Regions from separate parts of the Homo sapiens genome. Here regions 2 and 3 are each linked to region 1. Evidence: chromatin loops called from intact Hi-C (ENCODE). Cell type or tissue: ascending aorta. All regions are shown on one strand.

What was found. Peaks named below come from ENCODE experiments on the same cell type or tissue, not always from the same donor. Only the 100,000 strongest peaks of a DNase experiment are listed, where the experiment ranks them.
Region 2: it touches region 1 in a loop (2.2-fold over the local background); 3 of 110 quality-filtered maps call a loop at or near these places.
Region 3: a loop joins it to region 1, with 2.5 times the contacts of the local background. A loop is called at or near these places in 13 of 110 quality-filtered maps.

What each region holds. Positions count from the first base shown.
Region 1 is chr11:20,109,674-20,112,173 of GRCh38, reverse strand. The region is part of intron 36 of NAV2 (neuron navigator 2); the gene reads right to left. Among named protein-coding and RNA genes, the nearest start is that of DBX1, 50 kb to the left of the region's middle. RefSeq lists an enhancer at 1-601. In ascending aorta, a CTCF peak has its summit at 1,100 (motif pointing right); DNase peaks (open chromatin) are centred at 574 and 1,126; H3K27ac peaks cover 2,500 bases.
Region 2 is chr11:19,755,909-19,758,408 of GRCh38, reverse strand. The region is part of intron 1 of NAV2 (neuron navigator 2); the gene reads right to left. Among named protein-coding and RNA genes, the nearest start is that of MIR4694, 2.9 kb to the left of the region's middle. RefSeq lists an enhancer at 842-1,394. In ascending aorta, no CTCF peak of the experiment used is centred here; a DNase peak (open chromatin) is centred at 1,418; H3K4me3 peaks cover 957 bases; H3K27ac peaks cover 2,417 bases.
Region 3 is chr11:19,918,413-19,920,912 of GRCh38, reverse strand. All of the region lies in intron 6 of NAV2 (neuron navigator 2), which reads right to left. Among named protein-coding and RNA genes, the nearest start is that of NAV2-AS3, 62 kb to the left of the region's middle. In ascending aorta, no CTCF peak of the experiment used is centred here; a DNase peak (open chromatin) is centred at 1,452; H3K27ac peaks cover 2,500 bases.

The DNA.
Region 1 (2,500 bases):
ATTTGGAGCAGAAGAAGGCTGCTCCACATTAGAACCATTTGTGCAATTTTGAGAAGTTTCTCCCTCTGAGGTCTTTCCCTGTGGAAACTGGGCTGCATTTCCCAAGCCAGACCTCACATGAGGCTGAACCAAACCCTCACAGCTACTGCTTCTGTGACAGCTACTGCTTCTGTCTCCACTCTACAGCCTGGATGAGGACATGCTCAGGGCTGCAGAATCACAGAGGCTAGAACTCCTGGAGCTGAACATGTCCTCAGAGATTATCTGGCACCATGGTTTTCAAACATTTGCTCTTCATCTCTGGTCCTCAACTGAGTAGACTGGGGAACTTTTGGGCTTCATAGAAACCAGCCTGAAAAAACACTCTTCTAGTCCAAACTTGTCAATTTATAGATGGAGAACCCAAGGCCAAGAGACGGGAGACCTGTCTGGGGTCTCAGAGCAGGCTGGATAATCCGATAAATGGCCCCACACTGACTCTGCACTGTTCCTGTTCCCTGCAGGCACCAAGCCTGCCCTGGGCACAGAGAAAGGCCTTTTGAGTTACCCTGCAGACTTTAGACACTTTGGCAAGTGTTTCCAATGACAGCTCCAAAGGGAAGCAGGGCTCAGGACTGAGTCATAAGACAAATGCACATTAGGTACATGTTAACATCATCTGCAAGAACAGAAAATATTTTTACAAGCCTCCTCACTTGTCACTGGACATGTTCAAGTCTGGGTGATGAATGGCTGGGTAAGTACTGTGGTAAGCAAAGGAAACATCATAAAGCTCCTCAGCTCCACTGCAGGCCCCGAGGGCAGCAGCAGAGACATCTGGACAGACAGACACAGAGGGGAGGACATTCACTTTCCCTAAGGCAGGAGAAGGAACCTGGCATCCCCACTGGGTCAGGAAAAATGGGAGCAGGACAACAGGGAGCTGAGACATTGAAAACTAAAACCTGGGCCACTGTGAGCCTTCTGACTGTGGGATGCAGGGGGCTCCTGGGAGGGTGTGCACATCACAGAAGGATGCATCGGCTGCACATTCAGGAAGGTCCTCCAAGCAGTTCCACAAGTGCATCTGCACTTACACGCCCTTGCAGTGCTACCTTATGCTCACTAGAGGGCGATATCATGTTTCCTCCTGGCACGGGTGTACCTGTGGGAGGGGCTACCTGGAAGCCATCCTCATCCCCTGATGACAGCAGGTCTCCTTACGTTCCCACCAAATCCATACTACCATGGGCAGCGCTCCATCCCAGCTCCTGGTGCACGGTAGCCCTGTCAGAACCCATTCTAGGGACTCCACCTGTTCTCAGCCTAGAACCTCACTCTGAACTGCAATGTGCTCACTTCATGGCCACTTACCCGGGTTAGGTGAGGGGCAGGTGACCCTAGAGTAGGTGTGGACTCAAAGTAACACAAAGGAGAGTAGGGAATTTTAATTTTTTAAAAATAAAGGAATCCTTTTGTCAAATGAAATCATAGGGAGAACTCCACTCTATAAAATTCAGTATTTGGTTCCCCAAGCCACCTGTGGCTTCTCAGTGGAGTGATGGGTGTCCTCAGGATAGCCTGAAAATAACAGAAGTAGCCAAGGGGCCAGCTAGTCCTGGGCACCAACACGCACTCCACCATACCCTGCTGAGTGGACATGGTACGGGGCAAGAACGTCCGTGAGCCTCAGTTTCCTCATCTGTTAAGAGACTCACTGGGCTGTCAGAACTAAATGAGATCATGCACGTCGGGCCCCTAATGGTGCCTGTCAAGTAGCAGGCCCTCAAAAAACATCACCAAATGTTCCTTCAAAACCAGAGGCATGAAGAACACAGCAAGCTTCCGCAGGAATCCGCAGTCTATACAGTCTCCTGGGCTGATCAGGATGGCGAGGTCACAAGTTTGGGGCATAGTGACTCACTTTTGAGCCACTTAGTGGGATGCAAACTCTGGCCGCCTCCCTTTGCAGCTCCACACTCTTGAAAGACTAACCTTCAAATGACCTCTAAGCACAAAGCAGTGATGACTTTTCCTGCCTCACACTGAACTAGTGAGTCTTGAGATGGGAGCATGTCTCTGCTCCCTGCCCCAGATGGCTGGGGCCTCACTTTCCCATGGTGGGAAGGACGCCCAATGATCCTCTATGATCAGCTCCATCAGCAACCTCTCCTAGGTGGGAAGGGGAGTTCCTTTCCAGCCATGCCCAGAAAGCCTTCCTTTAGGTTCAGGTCCAAAGGAGCAGGGCCTTGGCACCGCCAACCACTGTTAACCAGTGAGGGGCCTGCTCAAGTGCAGCGCAAGGCTGGAGCACAGACAGGCTCCCTGCTTCCTGGTTAATGCCTTCCAGGGCAGGGGAGGCCTTTATTCAGCAGAGCCCGTGAGTTCTTCCCAGTGACTCTGAGGTTCACTCCCCTTCCTACACCAGAAGACCACATTTAGAGCAAAGATGAAGCAAATGGGAGAAGGTGAGGTGGAATCAGGGGCAAACAGTCCACCTCATCTGCCTGCAATTCTCTTT
Region 2 (2,500 bases), 350 kb after region 1:
CCATACATTTTATGCGGCTCTTTTTTACCACTCAAGCCTCATCTCACACAGTCCCTCCTCAGAGAGGCCTTCCCTGACCCATCACTTGTCACATTACATTATTTTCTTCACTGCCTTTAGTATTACTTGAAATTACTGTGCTTAGGTATTACATCACCTGGTTCCTTCACACTAAAATATACTTTCTATGAGGGCAGGACCCTCCTGTTTTGTTCATTCTTGTGTCCCAGTGCCTCAAATAGAGATGTAGGTGCTCAATAAACGGAGTGAACAAAACCCTTTATTCTCAACATTCCTCATCTATGAAGTGGAGGGGATAATATTTACACCACAATGTAAATATTACAATGAGTTAATATTATGATGCTGCTGTGAGGATTAGAGACAATGTATAATATTTTTGGGGTTTGTCGAAGACCAGGTTCCAATAACTGGGCAATGATGATGGTAATGATAATGATGACACTGAGAGAGGCAGCACCAAGAGACTGGGGGTAAGACTGCAGGCTGCAGAGTCTGAATTTGGCTTTGGCAATTAATTAGCTGTTTGATCTTCAGCAAATAAATTCTCTAAGCCACAGTTTCCTCATCTGTAAAATAGAGATTATAACAGTATCTCTTAGGGCTTTTGTGCAGATTAAATAGGACAATCCATGAAAAGTACCCAGAACAATGTATAGCACATACCATACCCTCAATAAGTGTAAGCTGTTACTGTGCACCAGATACAGGGCTATTCATGTCCCTTATACCTTCCCATCACACACCATGCAGCCTATGAAGCACTTTCCCAGAAATCCTCTTAGTTCATGCTGCTGAATCTTACGATAAAGAGGAATTACCCACTCTACTTTATAGCTGATAAAACTGGTGTTCAGAGAGGTCAAGCAACTTGCCTAAGGTCACACAGTTAACCCGAGGCAGAGGAGCAAAAGCCTTTAATTCAGAAATTCAAACTCTCTTCTTGTCACCACCCCAGGGTTGCTCTCTTGTGCAACCTGCAGCCCCAGAATCTGAGGACACCTTATGAGGCAGTATGGAGAAACTCTGCCATGCTGCTTGAGTACTCCTGCTAAAAATAAACAGGAGCCCTAGGCCTCCACACACGCGTTGAGGCCAACTGTGTTACTCTCAAGCCCGCTCCCTTATAGGACAGTCAAGGGTTTGGCAACACCACAAAGGCAGATGAAGCCTGTGGTTTCCACCAGGAGAGCAGGCCCAAGGTTCTGGTGCTCTCTCAGCTTCAAAACAACATTAAAATAGCCCCACATTAGATGGGAAAAGGTCAGAGCAGGGCGCTGAAGTGGTCACCACAGGCTTTATCAACAGTTTCCAGCTGGCACAGTGTGTTCTCTGGGCATCAGGGTCTTCCCCGTGGATCAGCCCAGCCCAGCCCAGCTCAGTCCAGCCCAGCAGCCCCTCCTGTTTTGGTCCCTGGCCTTGTCTCAGCCTCTGTCCTCAGAAAGGTTTTCAAAGGTGGCCTGACCAGGCCTTGGCAGCTCTCTCTGTACCAGGGGCAATTCAGGAAAGGGGCTCTGTGCGTGAAGTCCGAGAAATCCAAGGGGCTGGATGCAAATGAAGTAACGGGAAAAACAAACTGTGCTCACCAAAAAGAAACTGGCGCCCTGATCAGCCTTTTTAACTCCCAGCAGGAGCAGATTTGTTGTGACTAATGCATCAGGCTTTAAATAGTTTCACGCGGCATACTGATTAGTCCAAGGCACAACAGAGGCAAATGCAAAGTTTCCAAAAAGAAGAAAAGGCTGCCACTCTCAAAAAACACTCATCTGCTGATGGACGCCCACCCTGTTTAATTCCTTAATAAAGCAACAAGGCATAGGGAGCTGGGTGAGAAAGAAAGAACACGGAGCCAATCAGATTCCTGGGGGTTTCAGGTTGACTCTGGTTATTCTTTCCCTCAGTCACCCTTCATGACTGCCCCTTGCGCGCAGTCCAAATTTCTTGGTAATACCTTCTAGACTCTTCATGAACTGGTCCTGTACTGGTCTGAATAATGTCTTGCCAAAAATTCATGTCCTCCTGGAACCTCAGAATATGACCTAATTTGAAACTATGATCTTTACAGATTTAATTAGTTAAAATGAGTTTATCCTGGATTAGGGTGGGTGTAGGGTAAGTGCCCCTTATAGCAATAATTTAAGCATACCCTTAGAATGACCTTGTCTGGCAGAAACACCTGAATGTGCGTTCTGAGCCAGGGAATCCAGACGTAACCAACCCACAGATTCATTCCTTGCCCATGAGGAACATCTGAGCCCCCATCCCGTCCCATAGAACAAGAGCTGTACAGGAGATTGAGGCTCTGAGCTCTAGGTTAAATGAAAGTTGCCACGTGGAGGTCATTAAGGGGAGGCTGTTAAGTGATGTAGAAACTACAGTCTTTTTGAAAGCAGTTGTGATTTTCCTGCCCAGCCAGCCACCACTAGGCTGTGCAGTTATCTTGTCCAGCCTGCTGCCGCTGGACCATTTCTATATGTAA
Region 3 (2,500 bases), 190 kb after region 1:
TGCAAATGAAGCACCCATTTAGAGGAATCCTAACAATTTTTTGTAAGGCTAAGACACCTTTAAAAATCAGATAATTATAATGAAGTGGAAAGAATGCCAAGATAATCATCTTATTCTGTTCTGTGATATTCAGACTACCCTTAGAATTATGCAATCATCGAACTTTGTGAATGGGTTCAAGTCCAACTTAAAGGCTTGGTAATCTTGAGTCTAGCTAAGCTCCAGTTTATTCATAAGTAAAAATAAAACTAATACTAATAACTAGTACTTTTTGAATGCCACCTCTGTACCAGGCACTGTACTAAGTGCTTTAAATAATTTCATTTAGCCGGGCTCGGTGACTCATGCCTGTAATCCCAGCCCTTTGGGAGGCCAAGGTGGGTAGGTCACGAGGTCAGGAGATCAAGACCATCCTGGCTAACATGGTGAAACCCCGTCCTGACTAAAAATACAAAAAATTAGCTGGGCGTGGTGGCACACGCCTGTAATCCCAGCTACTCGGGAGGCTGAGGCAGGGGAATCGCTTGAACCTGGGAGGCAGAGGTTGCAGTGAGCTGAGATTGAGCCACTGCAGTCCAGTCTGGGTGAAGAGGGAGACTCTGTCTCAAATAAATAAATAATAATTTAACAGGTTTATTTAATTATTTCATTAATTCATGCAAGTATCTTATACAGTGGATTTACTGCAGCTCAGAGACATTAGCAACTTGCCCAAGTCATGGCTAATAAGTGGTAGAGTAAGAATTTGAACAATAAAGTCCATGCTCTTCTTATTTTTTGAGACAGGGTCTTGCTCTGTTGCCCAGGATGGAGTGCAGTGGTGCAAACATGGCTCACTACAGCCTCACCTCCAGGGCTCAAGCAATCCTCTTGCCTCAGCCTCCCATGTAACTAGGACCACAGGTACATGCTACCATGCCCGGCTAATTTTTTTATTTTTTGTAGAGATGGGGGTCTCATTATGTTGTCCAGGCTGGTCTCGAACCCCTGGGCTCGAGTAATCCTCCTGTCTTGGCCTCCCAAAGTCCTGGGATTACAGGCGTGAGCCACCGTGTCTGGCCCCATGCTCTTCTTAATCAATGGACTTTATTAAATGGAGATGGTGACTAAAGCTTTCTTCCTCCCTCATGAGCAGCAAAAGGGCAATGATGTGAAAGCACACTGCAAACTGCAAAATCCTGAGATTAATTCTTATTCTTCTCTACTAATATTGGGCTTTCTTAAAGCAAGGTGTAGCTACACCAAATTTTGGTGGCGTTATTCTCTTTCATAAGCAAGATGGGACCAGGTCTCTAACCCAACTCTATGGAGAAAGGGAGAACTGTCCTTCCAGTGCCATAGTTTCATACGTGGCTCCCACGGCCCTGCCCAAGCTGACCTCTGCCATATTCCCACTCTGAGCCAGGGCCCTGTGCCCTACAGGCATTGGCCTGTGTGCCCCGTCAACTTCACCAGGCTGACTGGAAGCAGCCCAGTAAACACACAGTTCTCACTGTCTGGAGTGGTGACTCAGTCACTCTTGGCAACATCTACTCTGTTTCCTTAAGGCTCAAAGAGCTCTTCATATGAACCTTGTTGAACAAGGACTCAAGGAGCTTCTCACCCACGTGCATGGCTACGAGATAGAACACGGAAACCAGGCTCACTCACAGACCAGCTTGGAGGTTTTAATTCCAACTTAAACATTCTCAAGCTTATTAAATTTTGTTTCAGAGAATCTTTGTCATCTTGAATAATGAATTCTGGATGTACAGGAACCAGGGATATGACTGGGCTCAAAGTTATTTGGCCACATTTCTCTTCGGAATCCTAAAATAACCACAACGTTGCATGTTTTTTTCTCCAATCACCCTATCTCATCCCATCCTTCCAACTTTTATTTTTCTTTTGACATTTCTTCTGTTTCAGGTACTTTCCCAGGTGTTAGGGATACAGCAATGGATATATGGTGTATGCCTTCAAGGGGTTCCAGGTCTTGGGGATGAAACAGAGCATAAAGCAGAAGGAAGGACAAAGCAAGAAGCTATCGTGATGATTGGTTTACGGACCTGTGGATCACAAAAGGGGTTGCCTAACTCAGTCCGAGGGCAAGTGGGAGTCAAGAATTCATTCAAGTCACTGAATGACTGCATGAAACTTCTAGAACTAAACCTTTTACAAAGTAGGAAAAAGAAATAAAATGTCCTGGGGTCCATGCCTAGTGATTAAAATCAAACTCAAGATAACAAAATATATAGATTCTGCACTTGATCAGGGCAAAATCTGGTCAGCCAAATACATTCATGATACTAATCATAACCAGGAATTCCAGGGGCATATCTATTCCACCCAAGCATAATGAAAAATGGGACATATAACTCAACCAGAATGTTGTTCTTCTCTGCTCACACAGCAGGCATATACTTTTTTCATTCAGTTGCACGTCGTGAATTTATTTCCACAATGAAGAATGCTTACAAGTCACCTCCCAGTCCATGATGGAAAAAAACAGGCATGCAGA